Linked DNA regions of Homo sapiens: all the other regions are linked to region 5. Evidence: chromatin contacts called from ENCODE Hi-C or POLR2A ChIA-PET data. All regions are on one chromosome and are shown on one strand. The core of a region is the stretch at or near the end of the contact, and the rest is flanking DNA. Distances in the headings are between cores, read along the strand shown.

Evidence for each region. Hi-C counts contacts between places; a loop is a spot of excess contacts on that map. ChIA-PET counts read pairs that join two places held with the same protein, here RNA polymerase II (POLR2A). Pooled maps may share reads with other maps.
Region 1: a loop to region 5 is called in a map of CD8-positive, alpha-beta T cell, with 7 times the contacts of the local background. The contact joins the promoter of YIPF4 here to the promoter of RASGRP3 in region 5. A Hi-C loop is called at or near these places in 3 of 168 maps with a recorded cell type or tissue (CD4-positive, alpha-beta memory T cell and CD8-positive, alpha-beta T cell) and 9 of 50 pooled maps. POLR2A ChIA-PET finds 5 or more read pairs at or near these places in 1 of 52 experiments (HEK293).
Region 2: a loop to region 5 is called in a map of B cell, with 7 times the contacts of the local background. The contact joins the promoter of BIRC6 here to the promoter of RASGRP3 in region 5. A Hi-C loop is called at or near these places in 1 of 168 maps with a recorded cell type or tissue (B cell), 11 of 37 single-sample maps with no recorded cell type and 11 of 50 pooled maps.
Region 3: a map of CD8-positive, alpha-beta T cell shows a loop between it and region 5 (6-fold over the local background). The contact joins the promoter of SLC30A6-DT here to the promoter of RASGRP3 in region 5. A Hi-C loop is called at or near these places in 2 of 168 maps with a recorded cell type or tissue (CD8-positive, alpha-beta T cell and naive thymus-derived CD4-positive, alpha-beta T cell), 2 of 37 single-sample maps with no recorded cell type and 12 of 50 pooled maps. POLR2A ChIA-PET finds 5 or more read pairs at or near these places in 1 of 52 experiments (CD4-positive, alpha-beta memory T cell).
Region 4: a map of B cell shows a loop between it and region 5 (9-fold over the local background). The contact joins the promoter of SPAST here to the promoter of RASGRP3 in region 5. A Hi-C loop is called at or near these places in 1 of 168 maps with a recorded cell type or tissue (B cell), 1 of 37 single-sample maps with no recorded cell type and 9 of 50 pooled maps. POLR2A ChIA-PET finds 5 or more read pairs at or near these places in 1 of 52 experiments (activated B cell).

The regions. Positions count from the first base shown.
Region 1 is chr2:32,276,584-32,279,346 of GRCh38, reverse strand. YIPF4 (Yip1 domain family member 4) reads right to left here and starts at 1,443. Exons shown (of 6, transcript NM_032312.4): 1 at 1,113-1,443. The coding sequence starts at 1,191. RefSeq lists a silencer at 1,236-1,345 and an enhancer at 1,583-2,328.
Region 2 is chr2:32,355,599-32,358,298 of GRCh38, reverse strand. It overlaps BIRC6 (baculoviral IAP repeat containing 6), which reads right to left and starts at 1,276. Exons shown (of 74, transcript NM_016252.4): 1 at 813-1,276. The coding sequence starts at 1,137. RefSeq lists enhancers at 66-578, 1,093-1,605 and silencers at 830-1,059, 1,220-1,589.
Region 3 is chr2:32,164,454-32,167,282 of GRCh38, reverse strand. It overlaps SLC30A6-DT (SLC30A6 divergent transcript), which reads left to right and starts at 1,544. Exons shown (of 1, transcript NR_185886.1): 1 at 1,544-2,242. It overlaps SLC30A6 (solute carrier family 30 member 6), which reads right to left and starts at 1,419. Exons shown (of 14, transcript NM_017964.5): 1 at 1,380-1,419. The coding sequence starts at 1,382. RefSeq lists an enhancer at 1-99.
Region 4 is chr2:32,062,200-32,064,899 of GRCh38, reverse strand. It overlaps SPAST (spastin), which reads right to left and starts at 1,344. Exons shown (of 17, transcript NM_014946.4): 1 at 654-1,344. The coding sequence starts at 1,068. RefSeq lists silencers at 481-610, 641-1,060, 1,121-1,260 and enhancers at 632-1,432, 1,481-1,550.
Region 5 is chr2:33,475,399-33,478,196 of GRCh38, reverse strand. It overlaps RASGRP3 (RAS guanyl releasing protein 3), which reads right to left and starts at 1,548. Exons shown (of 18, transcript NM_001139488.2): 1 at 1,490-1,548. RefSeq lists an enhancer at 1,893-2,212.

The DNA of each region.
Region 1 (2,763 bases), core at 194-2,693, 1.2 Mb after region 5:
ATGATTTCATAGCAGCCAGTAAGTCTGGTCACTGGAAAATAACTGGTGCACGAAGTGTAATAAAAATTTGAAAATGGCCGGGGCGCGGTGGCTCACGCCGGTAATCCCAGCACTTTGGGAGGCCGAGGCGGGCGGATCACGAGGTCAGGAGATCGAGAGACCATCATGGCTAACACGGTGAAACCTCATCTCTACTAAAAATACAAAAAAAATTAGTCGGGGGTGGTGGCGGGTGCCTGTAGCCCCAGCTACTCGGGAGGCTGAGGCAGGAGAATGGCGTGAACCCGGGAGGCGGAGCTTGCAGTGAGCCGAGATCGCGCCACTGCACTCCAGCCTGGGCGACAGAGCTCAAGAAAAAAAAAAAAATTGAAAATGACTAGCAGAATAATATCCAGGTTATGAGTTGGATAGGGAACTGAGAATAGGAGGGAAACATTCTCCTGTGCTGTAGGAAAATATCTCCAGCACAATCGCTTCCTCAGAATAATACAAGGAAATCTGTAGAGGCTACTGGAAACACATTGTTGGTTTACACTAAACTTCCAATATACCTGCGTCAATTTCTCTGAATACTGAGGTGAAACATTACAAAATGCGAGGAAAACGGGGACTCGGGCAAGACATCAAATTCAATAAAAACCATTTAGTTTGTATTTGCAGTGCCGAATCTGATCCCAGACCCCCCCCAAAAAATTATCTGTTGATACATAACAGAAGAAAACAGCCCTCCTTCCTTTTTCTCATTCTTTGAGATCTCCCTTGGCCAATCTGTCCTTTTTCTGAGTAAGGGCGAGTAATTCCAGAACTAAAAGCTTAGGATTTTGTGGGTCCAATTGAAGAGACTAAGCCACCCAGAAAAACCAGCCACCAGACGGTATGGGGAAAACCAAGGGCTGACCGAGTAACTTGATGCTTTAAAAAGCAGCTCCCTACACCCCTCCCTCCGTCCTTCGGGGCCTCTCGGAAGGCCCGGCAGGCGTGGTGGGCTGCAGTCACCAGTCAGCTTCCTGCCTGTCCCCACCCGGCCACGACCACCTCGGCACCAGAAAGACCCTACGGCGTCGGGCCCTGGCTTCCTCCGGGTGATAGCCCTTCCAGGGGCTCAGCCTCACCTTCCGCGTCTGCTGAGGAGACAAAGGTGAAGTCCCCGTTAGTGGGGGCATAGGCCGGGGGCGGGCCCGGAGGCTGCATCTCGCGGCGACTCCCAACCGGCCGCGGTAGAAGAGGCTGCGGCTGGGCCCAGACCCCGAGGCGGCCGCGGCGGCGACCCGCACGCTCGCCCTACGGTGCGGCCTACGAGTCTCGACGTGCAAGCTGCGAGCGAGGCCAGAAACGGGCACAGCGGGCCGCTGAGCTGCCCCGAGACTACCCCACCAAAGTCTTCTTGGTGGCGACCACCCAAGCACCACGACGCCGGCACCCTGACAGGACCATAACAGTGACAGCGGCGCTGGGATTGGCTCTTTGTAATGTGCTCTCCCATTGGCTCCCGGAGGAAGATTCTGATTGGGTCTTCCTGTTGTTGATTCCGGAAGTTTACCCAGGACAGGAAGTTCACTTGTAATTCGTGGAAATCTCAGGCCTCTTTTTCCTCCTTGGGTGCTTTTGTTCCTTTAAGTGCGATCTTTCCTGGCGTTTTGTTTACCTATTACCTCCGTTTTTGTTAAGTGGGTGGGTTAAAGAATTTTAGAACTAGGTAGATTTTATGGGTCAGCCGCCGTACAGGATCTCAAGATTCCCTTGCCATTAGCCATTAATTAATAGTGTAGGATCTTGACTAAGTTATATGTAATGTCTGGATGGCAGTTTCCTCACCTGTAAGATGAAGAGGGATGGATCGGAGAATGAAGATAAAAGGCAGAGAAGCCGTAAATCGCCACCCAGAGACTAGGGCTGTAGATACATTCCTTTATGAGGGAGAAAACTGAGGCCAGAGAAAGTAAGGTAGAAACAGATTTAGGACAGTACCTAAATCTCCTAATTTCTAGTCAAGTGCTCTTTTCACTGGAAGGCCCTGTCTACTGATAAGCTTGCCGAAGTTAACAAACTCACCTGCTTTTAAATGTTTACATACGTAACTTTAATATTCAAGCTACATAAATGTGGCTTCCAACTTGAAGAAAGAGGGGTTGGGGTATATTAGGAGGCCAACTTGGAGAAATACACAATTGATCAGCAATAGAGCAATCGAGAGACATGTCTATTAGTGTGTTAAATGGTATTTCTGGAAAATTTTCTCACAGGAGGTAACATGTTGGTACTTAAAGGATGAGTAAATGTAGTGGTTTTGTTTGTTTTAGAGACAAGGTCGCTCCGTTACCCAGGCTGGAGTGCAGTGGTGCAGTAATAGCTCCTTGTAACCTCACACTCCTGGGCTCAGGCAGTCCTCCCAACTCAGCTATCTAAGTAGCTGGGACTACAAGCCCCCTGCCACCATGTTTGGCTAATATTTATTTATTTATTTATTTATTTTTGAGACGGAGTCTCATTCTGTCGACAGGATGGAGTGCAGTGGCGCGATCTCGGCTCACTGCAACCTCCGCCTCCAGGGTTCAAGCGATTCTCCTGCCTCAGCCTCCCGAGTAGCTGGGACTACAGGTGCCTGCCACCACGCCTGGGTAATTTTTTGTATTTTTAGCAGAGACGGGGTTTCACCATGTTAGTCAGGATGGTCTCGATCTCCTGACCTTGTGGTCTGCCTGCCTTGGCCTCCCAAAATGCTGAGATTACCGGCGTGAGCCACTGCACCCAGCCCGAATATAA
Region 2 (2,700 bases), core at 27-2,526, 1.1 Mb after region 5:
CAAATCCTAATTTTCGGCTCGCTGTGGGAAAACAAGTAGAGACAGCCTGAAGTTACAAACCCAAAGGAATCTATTTCATACACCACAGGTCCTGACTTTCTCGTCACTGGGGCGTAGAAGTTGGAAGCCCCGAGCAAGGGGACCAGGTCTAGTCGTCTTCGGCGTCCGCAGAGTCCTACAGTCGTCGACCAAGCAGTTCAGGCAGCTGGCCCGCCTACTTCCCTCCCCACCCCCACCACGACCCACCCCACCCCCACCCCACCCCCACCCCCACGCTGGGCGCACAGCCCGCGGTCTGTCCCCCGCACTGCGGGACCTGAGAACAGCAGACTGCCGGCTCCTCTCCCACAAGGGAGGGCTTGGTTGCCGGCTCAGACGCTCCCCGCCCCTCGCCTCCGGCCACCAGCCTCTCCGCCCGGGGTCAACCCTTCCAGCCTTTCGCTCTCATCTAACCGGACGCAGGACCGACAGCCTCTCCAGGGCCTACCCGGGCCTCGCTTCCTCCGGTGCCAAGCTCCAAGGTCTCCTCACCTCTCGCGGAGGACCAAGCCAGACCGGACGCTCCAGGCCCGAAAGGCAACTCCCCTCCCACCACTCCCTGACTCGCCGGTCTTTCCTCCCAACTGCAGCCGCTGAAAAAGCCAAGTCCTAAGGTCCCCCTCCATCAGCTTCCGGGCCTCCCTTCACGGCTGGGCCCGAACCCCCAGCCCTGCCCTCTCGCCATCTCGCTTCCCCGAGTCGCGAGGCCGAGCCCCGGGGCTGGACGGCTTCTTTCCCCGGCTTCGCGCCCGCCCGGCGTGCGGAAGACTCACCACTGAGCGCGGAGGCCTGCAGTGTGGCCCCCGAGGTGCCGTCGATGACTTTGATGGTCCCGCGGCTAGTGACGGCCAGGATGGCGTTGAGCGCAGGGTGGTAGGACAGGCTGTGCAGCCCGTCGGCGTCGCAGTGCATGCAGCCGTCCCGCAGCACCAGCCACTCTGAGACCCCGGCCGCCCCCGCCCCCGCCGCCGAGGAGCAGCCGGGGCCCGAGGCCGCCGCAGCCGCAGCCGCCATCTTCCGGCCTGCGCTCAGCACAATCACACTGGGAAGCGGCTCAGTGACAGTCCCGGGAGGTGCAGCACCACCACCAGTCACCATCCGGGGCCAGGGGGCAAGCCGAGCGCGTTAGCCGGAAGTGAAGTCAGGCGCCCGCACGCACGCGGAACGTCGATCGCCCGGCCGGAGGGGCCAAACTCGGAGGGAGGCTGACGGGAGAGGGGGAGAAGCAGGGAGGGAGGCGGGGCCCGGGGCGCGGGCTGGAGGCCGGCGGGTGGAGCATGCGCGGGAGGGCTCGCGCGTGCCACGCGCCGCGGGTCTGGCCAGTTCCGCGTCCGCAGCGTCCCAGTTTCTTCCTGTGAGCCTGGGGAGTGGCGGCTGCCGAGTCCGCCCCGCTCCTCGCGGGGGCAGGGGGAGGGGTTGGCCTCCGTGCATTTCCGCTAGGTGGGGACCCCCGCCCTTGCGACCTGTCCGGTACGCCCGGAGGCCTTTTGCAGCGGTTCCAGCTGCGCCTTGACCGTTCCCGGTACGCACGGTGCAGCTGTTCGGCCGTGGCCGGAAGCGGACCTCTGGGTCTCGGTCACGGCTCTGGTGTGAGAATAAACAATCAGAAGCCTCTCGTTTGGATTGGAAGGAACCGAGCGACCTTCCCAAACCTGTACCTTTTACCACGCCTGCCCTCCCCATTCCCAAGGCTTTCTGTTGAACAGAAGTACCAGATACGAGGTGCTGGAAGCGCATAGTTAAGCTTAGTTTCTCTATCCACATTCCAAACAACCCGAGTTACCGGAATTAATAGGAGTGTGGGTCTGTGTGAGTGTGTGGTGGGGTGTGTTGGAGGTCTAGAAAGGACTAATCAATTTACTAATCATCCCCCCTTGGAGAATTTTTTTAAAACTTTTTATTTTGAAATAGATTACAGTTGAAAATATACTACAGACCTCTGTGGTCTTTCTCTCCAAAAGCCATAACCCCTATCTAACTATGAGAAAACCATTTGACAAACCCAAACTGTAGGACATTATTTTTATAAAATACCTAAACACTACTCAAAGATAGTACAGAGAGATCCAATTTACTCTTTACCCAGTTTCCCCCAATGGTTGCATATTACATAATTCTAGTACAATCTCAAAAGGAGGGATTTGATAGTTGTATGATGTGTGTATAGTTCAATGTCATTTTATCACATGTAGACCTACGCACCATAGTCAAGATGCAGAGTTGTATGTTCTATATGTTTTGTGATCATTAGGTTATTTTGGAAAGAACTAGTTTTCCTTAAAAACCTAATCAAAGATCTGTTGTGAGGATTAAGAATCATTTGTAAAATGTGTAGAAGAGCATCTGACAAGTATATACTACGTGCTCAATAAAAATTATAAAAGTTAATTGCCCTCTCACATTCATGCGAACTTCCTTCAGGAAATCTTCATGGATTACCTGAACTACATCTTAAACTATTAGCCATCAGGCTACATCTGAAACACTTAGAGATTTGACTGTATTCCTCTCTTCTTGGGGGTCCCTAAAATACACTGAAGTTCCTGGGCCTGCCAGAGAGTGACATTCCTTACTCATCTGTGGTTCTTTTTTTTTTTTTTTTTTGGCTTTTTTGTTTGTTTTTGTTTGTTTATTGAGACGGAGTCTCACTCCGTCGCCCAG
Region 3 (2,829 bases), core at 295-2,794, 1.3 Mb after region 5:
ACCAACATGGAGAAACCCCGTCTCTACTAAAAATACAAAATTAGCCAGGCGTGGTGGCGCATTCCTGTAATCCCAGCTGCTCGGGAAGGTGAGGCAGGAGAATCGCTTGAACCCGGGAGGCGGAAGTTGTGGTGAGCCGCGATCGCGCCATTGCACTCCAGCCTGGGCAACAAGAGTGGAACTCCGTCTCGAAAACAACAACAAAAAAAGAGGCTGTAAAAGTAAGAAGCTTGATAATGAGTGGCTTTGTATGCCATGCTAAACAGGACTTTATCTTGAGTGCTACAGAAAAAAAAAAAAGGAGAAAATTTGAGTAAGGGAGTGATGTGGTCAAATTTTAGAAATATAACTCTGGCTACAGGCTTCACAATGGTGAATGTTTTGAAGAAGAGCGTAACTGAAGGCTATTTGATCATTAGCCAAAAAGTGTAAACTTTTACCCATTTTCTGTGTGCAAAAGGATTACAGAAAATTTACAAAACATAAAGTGTGTGAATGAGGCATTTTCCCGACCATATCCACTTAAGTAAAAAACTTAGTACAGTGACAAAAGCTTAGGCACAGAAATGTGGTCTCTTTCTCATACGTAGGCTATCAATAAGTACTCCATAAATTTTTCTAATAAATGCATTTTCAAAAGGCACACGCCACTTGGACACTTCAAATCCCAACCAACTGCTTATCTTTAAAGTTCAGAGCTATATATTTGAGCTCTAAAGGCAAAGAATGACTAATTCTAACAAATTTGAGAGAAAACACCATATCCCAACAACCATAACGTCTACTGGGTCTTCCATTAGTTTCTACAAACCCAGAAATAAAGCAGCAATAAAATGTCCTACCAACACCTTGACTTTCTGTAGTTACTGCGCTTATGAAATTTGCTGCCGTAATCAGGCTACTTAATATTTAGTAAAGCCAAGTTGCAGAGTGAGACGTCTGCCCTAAAACCCTATTACTAACCTTTTTTTTTTTTTTCCGCTGGCGTTATCGCCACTGCTCTAAGAATCACTATTACAGTTGTTGCTGTGGACTTGTTTTCAGATCTTTTGTTGGTGGCCTAGTTGTTGACGCTGGCAAAAACTTTTATTACCTTAAAGAAATCTCGGCAGAGGGAAGTCAGAAACTCGCCAGGAGCTGAAAGCTCTGCCTGCAGCGGGGCCTAGATCGTGAGCGCCTGCGGAACAGGTGAGGGACCGAAAGGGACCAGAACTCTGAAGGGGAACATTTTGGGAGACAGCCGCTCCTGCCAAGGGGCCCGACTTCAACTCCAATGACCCCTCCTCTGGGTGGCTGAGGGATTTCAAGGTCGCTTCGGGACCAAATAAGATAAACCGAATCAGCTACAGCCGAAACCCTCACCCCAACAGCCAACTCACCATGATAAGGAGCTGCACAGCTCCCGCCGGAAGCCGTTCTGGGTGCTCGAGTTTTCCCAGAACGGAAGGGGTGGGGCACCAGTGGGCGATTGGCTGTGAGGAAAGCGTGGGAGGAAGTGCGTGCTCTGGCCTCCGGCTTCCGTCCCCTTCCCGGCTGTCCCTGCACTCCGTGGCGGAAGGCGGCTAGAGCGGCTCCCTCTGAGCTCTCCGAGAGATTGGTCGGGACCTGAAGCGTTGAGGTTAAGGGCAAGGCAAGGAGCAACGAGGAGTTTTTCGTTACGTTAGAAAAATTTCGTTGCGTGCTGAAGCGCTTTTACCTGTGTTGTATGATTTAACCTTATGAAAATGGACAGTATTCCAGTTTTACAAGTGAGGAAAGAAGATTAAGAAACTTGCCTCCGCCAGGCGTGGTGGTTCACTCCTGTAATCCCAGCACTTTCGGCGGCGAGGCAGGCGGATCACTTGAGGTCAGGAGTTCGAGACCAGCCTGGCCAACATGGTGAAACCCCGGCTCTACTAAAAATGCAAAAATTAGCCGGGCGTAGTGGCACGCGCCTGTAATCCCAGCTACTCTGGAGGCTGAGGCAGGAGAATCGCTTGAACCTAGGAGGCGGAGGTTGCAGTGAGCCGAGATCGCGCCACTACACTCCAGCCTGGGCGACAGCGCGAGACTCCGTCTCAAAAAAAAGAAACTTGCCTTGAGTCCTACATATAGTTTGCTGTAGTAGCAGAATTTGAACTCGGACCGACTAATGGTCTACTTAATAAAATGCTATTTGGATTCTCTATAAAATTAATAATATAGAAGTAATGTTAATTATAGAAAACTTGGAAAATATTAAATTCATTCGATAAAGATTGAATATGTAGCACGTGTGTTTGTCAGATACTGGTCTCGTGAAAATTATATTCTGGTAGGGAAGACAGAAAACAAGTAGGGATAAAGAAATTTTTAAAAGATATTCATAAGTAGTGTCGTGTAGAAAACTGGGTATAGGTTGAGTATCCTTCATCCCAAATGCTTAAGACCAGAACTGTTTCAGATTGTGGCTCTTTATCTTGGGGATGGGGCCAGAGGCTAAACTTGAAATTCATTTATGTTTCGTATACACCTTATGCACATAGCCTCAGGGTAATTTTATGCAATTTTAAAAATTGTGTGTGTATCAAACAAAATTTTGACTACAGCTTTTTACATGCGGTCAGGTGTGGAATTTTCCACTGTGGCATCGTGTTGATGATCAAAAAGTTTTGATTTTGGAGCATTTTAATTTCAGATGGTTGGATTAGGGTTGCTGAACATGTAATGGTATACAGAACAACTGAGTAGGTGTGGTGCTCACGTCTGTAATCCCAGCACTTTGGGAGGCCTAGGCGGGCGAATCACGAGGTCAGGAGTTTGAGACCAGCCTGGCCAACATGGTGAAACCCTGTCTGTACTAAAGATAAA
Region 4 (2,700 bases), core at 95-2,594, 1.4 Mb after region 5:
CAACTTGGAAATTAAAGGCTACTTTGGAATACTGTTTTAATTAAAATCAAAGCAACAGGGGGAAAAGTTTTATGCTAAATATAACTTCATTGAAAAAGTATTCAGGAATCGTTGTACTGATAAAATGATTATCTTGATTAAAATGATGCAAATTCAACTGCAGTCATATGCAGCTATTTCTTTCAAAATTGTCACCATTTGTTCTTTTTTTCTGACACTACAATACTCTGCTTTCATTAAAAGCCAGTAAGGCGGCACTGCTTCTTCAATATCAAAACCTTTTGGAAACCTTGGTTCAGAGGAAGCTGCACACTCTTCACAGTGCTAGAAAGGATCAGTGTGGTCACTCTAGGACAAATGTCACTGTCATCAACACGTCTGGGTGTCTCATAGTGACCTGGGTCATGCAGAAGTGTGGGGGAAGGCTGGTGTCTGAAACAAAGTCGACAGCTACAGTGCCCTGAAAGGGGAGAGGTTTTAAGAATACTAGAAGATGAGGCTCCGACCTACGGGAAAGCAGTCTCCCGGGGCATATCAATTCCGGGGGTGCACCGTCCCCTCCCGCAGAAAAGGGACGCAGGTGTTGCCCTCCCCCGGCGACCCCACCGCCTTCTTCCCGGCGCCGCCGCCCCCTCCCCCAGCCCCCTAGTTACCTTTCTCATCCTCATCGATGCGCAGGGCAATGGAGATGTACTCGAAGGCCTGTTTGTGGAAGACTCGGACGCGCTCGGCCTCGCCGCCCGGCACCGGCGCCGGGGCCGAGGCCGAGGCAGGTGCTGGCGCGGCCCCGGAGCTCCTCTTGGCTGCCATGAGGGCGCGGGAGAAGCGCTGGCAGAGCCACACGAAGAGGAGCCCCAGGTGGAAGGCGACCAAACGCAGCAGCGCGAAGCCTACAAACAGCGGGTAGGAGAAATAGTACAGGTTCCGCTTATGCGGCGACTCGGGCGGAGGGGCCGGCCCGGCGGCGGGAGGGGCGGGGGCCAGGCAAGGGGGCGGAGGCCTGGGAGGCACCGGGTTGCTGGCGCCGCCGGAGCCTTTCTTCTTCCCTCGTCCACCCGGAGAATTCATTCACAGCTCTCACTGCCGCCGCCGCCATAACCCGCCTCCCGCAGACCGACGGGAACCAAGCGACGGCGGCAGCCACTGCTACGGCGGGGGCCACAGACCCCCGTGTGCCCGCCGGTCTCAGGAGCTCCGCACTGCCGCACGCTGCCCGCCGGCCCCGCCCCTTTCTCCTTCCTCGGCCAGGAGCACAACCCCTTCTCCTCCTGCAGTCGGTGGCTCGGGCCCCTCCCTTCCTGTCGCTGTCCTCTCCGCCGCCTGGTGGCTCCCAGCGGCGGCCGCGCACGCGCACGTCTTCCCGTGTTTTTCTCCGGCGCGCGCGCGCACGGCGCGTCTTTGTTGACCGGGGCCCCTGTACGCGTGTGCGGCCCCCGCCTCTCGGCTTTCCCACTCAACTACAGTTCCCAATGTGCAGTTCGGCTCACGTCGGCAGCCCTGGAGAGCTCCTGCCAGGAAGCCTTCGTAATCGATCCACGGAAGGGGGAATTGCGGCTTGGGGTCGCTCTGCTGGTTCGCTAGGCTCCTCTCTCAGTGTCGTCGTTTTCTTAGATTTCTTTCATCTTTTTCTGCCAGGCGACCTAAGTCTTCTCCGAAGGATAATTGGCCCATCTCAGAAGCAATGGATATCAATCTGGGAATTAAATTAGCCGGGCGTGGGGGCGCGCGCCTGTAGTCCCAGCTGGTTGGAAGGCTAAGGCCGGAGAATCGCTTGAACTCGGGAGGCAGAGGCTGCAAGTGAGCTGAGATCGCGCCACTGCACTCCAGCCTGGGCGACAGAGCGAGACTCCGTCTCCAGAAAAAATAAAATAAAAATTTAAAATCTGGGAATTATTTGAGAGGAAAGCAATTGTGAAGATAAGAAACTTCAGGTCACTGCAAACAACAGCAACAAAAATGTTAGCTCAGTGTGATGAGATCAACTAACCCAGGGGTTTAACTAAATTAGTGCATATTTAGATGTCTAATATGAAAGATAATTTATTTGAATAAGGGAAATCTTAGGTTTTGCATAGTTACCATCCCATAGTTTACTGAAGAATCTACACTTTTTTTTTAATCTACTCAGCATCCCTTCCTTTGGGAAACTACCTGCTTGTCTCTGCTCCCTGTATTCTAATGAGCTGCAAGCACAGAACCCAGACCGCAAAGGCGGAAGCAAACACTAGGTCAGTCAGATTCTCCTGGGACCTGGAATCTTGGCTGGAGACCCACCGAATAGAAAGTAACTGGAAACGAGTGCTCTTAAGAGCGGGTTTATCAATGCATCACATTGAGCTCCCCCAGAGCTGCTGGGTTCCTGACTGGTCACTTGGTTATGTAATCTATCCAATACACTAATCAGTCTGTTTCTCTGTTTCTCTCTTCCTCTCTCCTTTCCCCCTTCCTTCCTTTCGTCTTTTCCTCTCTCTCCCTCTCTCTCTATCTCCACGTCTTTTTTCTCTTCTCTTTCTCTTTTTACTTGAGTTAGCCATAATTATTTCTTGTTTCCTAAAACTAAGGAAGCCAAACTGATAAAAAGACTCCGTTATTTACAATGTGAGGTTTCCAAATGCCCCATGAGAGCTTCCAGCTTCCAAGAATCTCCACATTCTGCCACAGCTTTATTTTTTTATTTTTTGGACAGGGTTTCACTCCATT
Region 5 (2,798 bases), core at 299-2,798:
ATTTGTTTAGACAGGGCATCCGAAACTGCTTCCATCAGAGAACATTGGTTGGTGCGGTACTCAAGACCCACTGTGCTGAGGGAAACTCGATCGCAGAAGTGCCGTGCCCTGGGTCATTTTTAATCCATTCTCCACAAACAACAAAGGATGGTAAGGGTGGGGAGAGAACAGTGTTCCCTCATGGCAGGGGGCAGAGGGCGAAAGAAAACCGTATAGCTTGAGCCTGTATGAGAATCCATTTGTCACACGAGGAAACAAGCGCACTCCAGGTTGTCCTAGGCTTATCACAAGCAAAACAACTATTTGGTGAGACTTCAAATAAAAACAGCCCCTCTCTGCCCACCCTCCTCAAGATCCACGCGATCTCCAGAAACAGGAACCTGTTTGGTTATCTCCCTGCAGCCTCTGATTCAAAGACCTGTCACTTTCAGAGCTTTACGTCATCAGTTTAGAGCTCTGCCCTCTCTCTTTTCCCCTTTTGCCTTTCCTCTGAAGCATTCTGTCTGGTGACTACCAAGGAAGGACAAAAGTCACCGAACAACAGCTCAGTTCCAGCATGGTGCCTGCTTTGCTGCTCGCCCAAGCGCAAGCACCATTACTGCTGAATGAACCTGAGAAGGAGCCGGTTCTCTCCGTAATTTGGATGCCAGGCCTCCCAGAGTTAATCATCAGCTGCAGGCAGCACTTTCCCAGTCAGGTCATAAACAAGGAAAAAACAGCCTGAGTATCACGAAAACACTAAAATAAGGAAGACCAGCGGCAACCGAACATTTTAAAGTAATGAAGGTGAAGGAAGACCAGGGGCAACTGAACATTTTAAAGTAATGAAGGTGAATTAGCTTGTTGGGGGGAAAAAAAGTCGCTATAAAATACAGCTTTCAATTAGTTGGAAACCATGCAAGAAATCTAAATATGATTTCTAATGTGAATCTAAATATTATTTTGTCAGTCTTCTATATTGCAGACAGTTCTACACAGTTAAATGAGATATTCTCAAAAATTGAATAGGAAAAATCAAATCAGCCATACAATAAATTCACAAGTTACTTTAAACAACTACGTTTTCAGGTTTCAGTGGTAGAAACAGATTAAAATCAAATCTAGTCATCAACTCACTTCAATGAAGTCTCTACTTCATAACCTGAACTTGACTTTGAACCTAAACACCATGGACTAGAAAAATCTTGAACACTGGGAAACAAACTTTCTGTTTCCTAGACAGGAATGAAGCCATATGCCCCATTCATCCTCAAAGTTACAAGACACGTTGCCGAAAATAACAGGTTCTAAAAAAGGGCTGTGAAAACACCAATGGCTGTTAACAGGTACAAATAAAATATCTCCTTCTATCGTGCCAGAGGGAAACCAAAATCAAAATCAAAAGTTGTTGGTGGCTTGCAACACACACACACACACACACACACACACACACACACACGGAGAGGGAATGAAAGAGAGAGAGAGAGAGGAAAGTTCTCCAGTTACTTACTAGGGTGGTTTTGTCGTGGTATTTTTCACATCAGCACTCTGCCTGTCCAGCTGCCAAGTGCCGGAGCACGCCGAGAGCAGCTGTTTCCTTCAAGCTGGGGCTCTGAGTCTTAACCAGTCACATGTACCTCCTGATAAATACCGCCCGCCACCGTGCCAGGAGGTCAGAAACTGAAGATCATTCTTCTCCTCACTCGCAAACCACCTCATAACCCCTGAGTTGGCTCAGCCATCTCATGAGCATGCAGAGCGGGATATTCCACAATTTGTTTTCCTTTAGTGACAAAAGCCAAACAGCTGATAAGTCACACTGAAGGGCAGGTCACTGCAAGTGGAAAGTTAAATGTGTTTGCGTGTGTGTGTGCGCAGAGGGGGAGACTGGCAGGCTCCATGCTCTCTCATCTCACTCAAGTTTCACTGGGGCTCTCGAACGGCAAGAGAGAGGATCACCAACTCGCACAGCAGGTGGAAGTTGCTCTGTGTTAACCCCGGAGTACAACTGTTTGGTTTCGTTTTCTCAGAATCTCAGGCTCCAGTTTGTTAGACGAGCCACAAGCCTGACTAGGTGGCTGGTGCTGGGGAAGGCAGACCCTCACTCACCATCTAAGAATGCTTAGGTTGGACTTCAAAGGCCGGGGCTGCTAAGCCAAGGGACGCTGAGGGGCAAATATGGGAGGGGTTAATGAAGACTATCAAAGGCAGCTTTATCTGAAGAGCTCTTGGAAGTGATTTCAGGTAGCTTTAGACCAAACTTCCGCATTGTTATCTGTTGAATTGCATCGAGCAGCTGAGATTATCAGCCGGCGAGTGTGAATGCAAACAGAAATTATCACCAAGTTGACAACGCGCTTTACAGACGCACTACTGCCCCCTTTGGTGTGCTGGGAACTTGGAGCAAACTGCCGTTTTCTGTGCTGCTCGCAAACGTGGCAAACCATCCCTGATGTTTTGTTGAATTCATATGTCTCACCTGAGCTGATGTTCCCACCCTTCCCTTTTCATCCTCCCTTCCAAGGAAAGCCCTTGAAGTATCTGACTTTACGTAGTGTCTGACCTTGGATGTCTGACTTCTTGGTATAGTAAGGGTGACACTTCCCCGAATCAGTGTCTGAGCCTGCCCTTCAGGTAGAGATATGACATAGAGGCAGCCTATTTGGCAAAGTGAACATCCAGAAAAGATGGTTGAAGTCCCCCAGGGGATTTCTGAACCATAATGTGCCTGTTAAACTATTAACCCTGATTTTTAACACATAATATCTTACTCAGTGTAAGAGCCTGTGTGAGTAATCTTTTATATTTAGGCTTTGTCT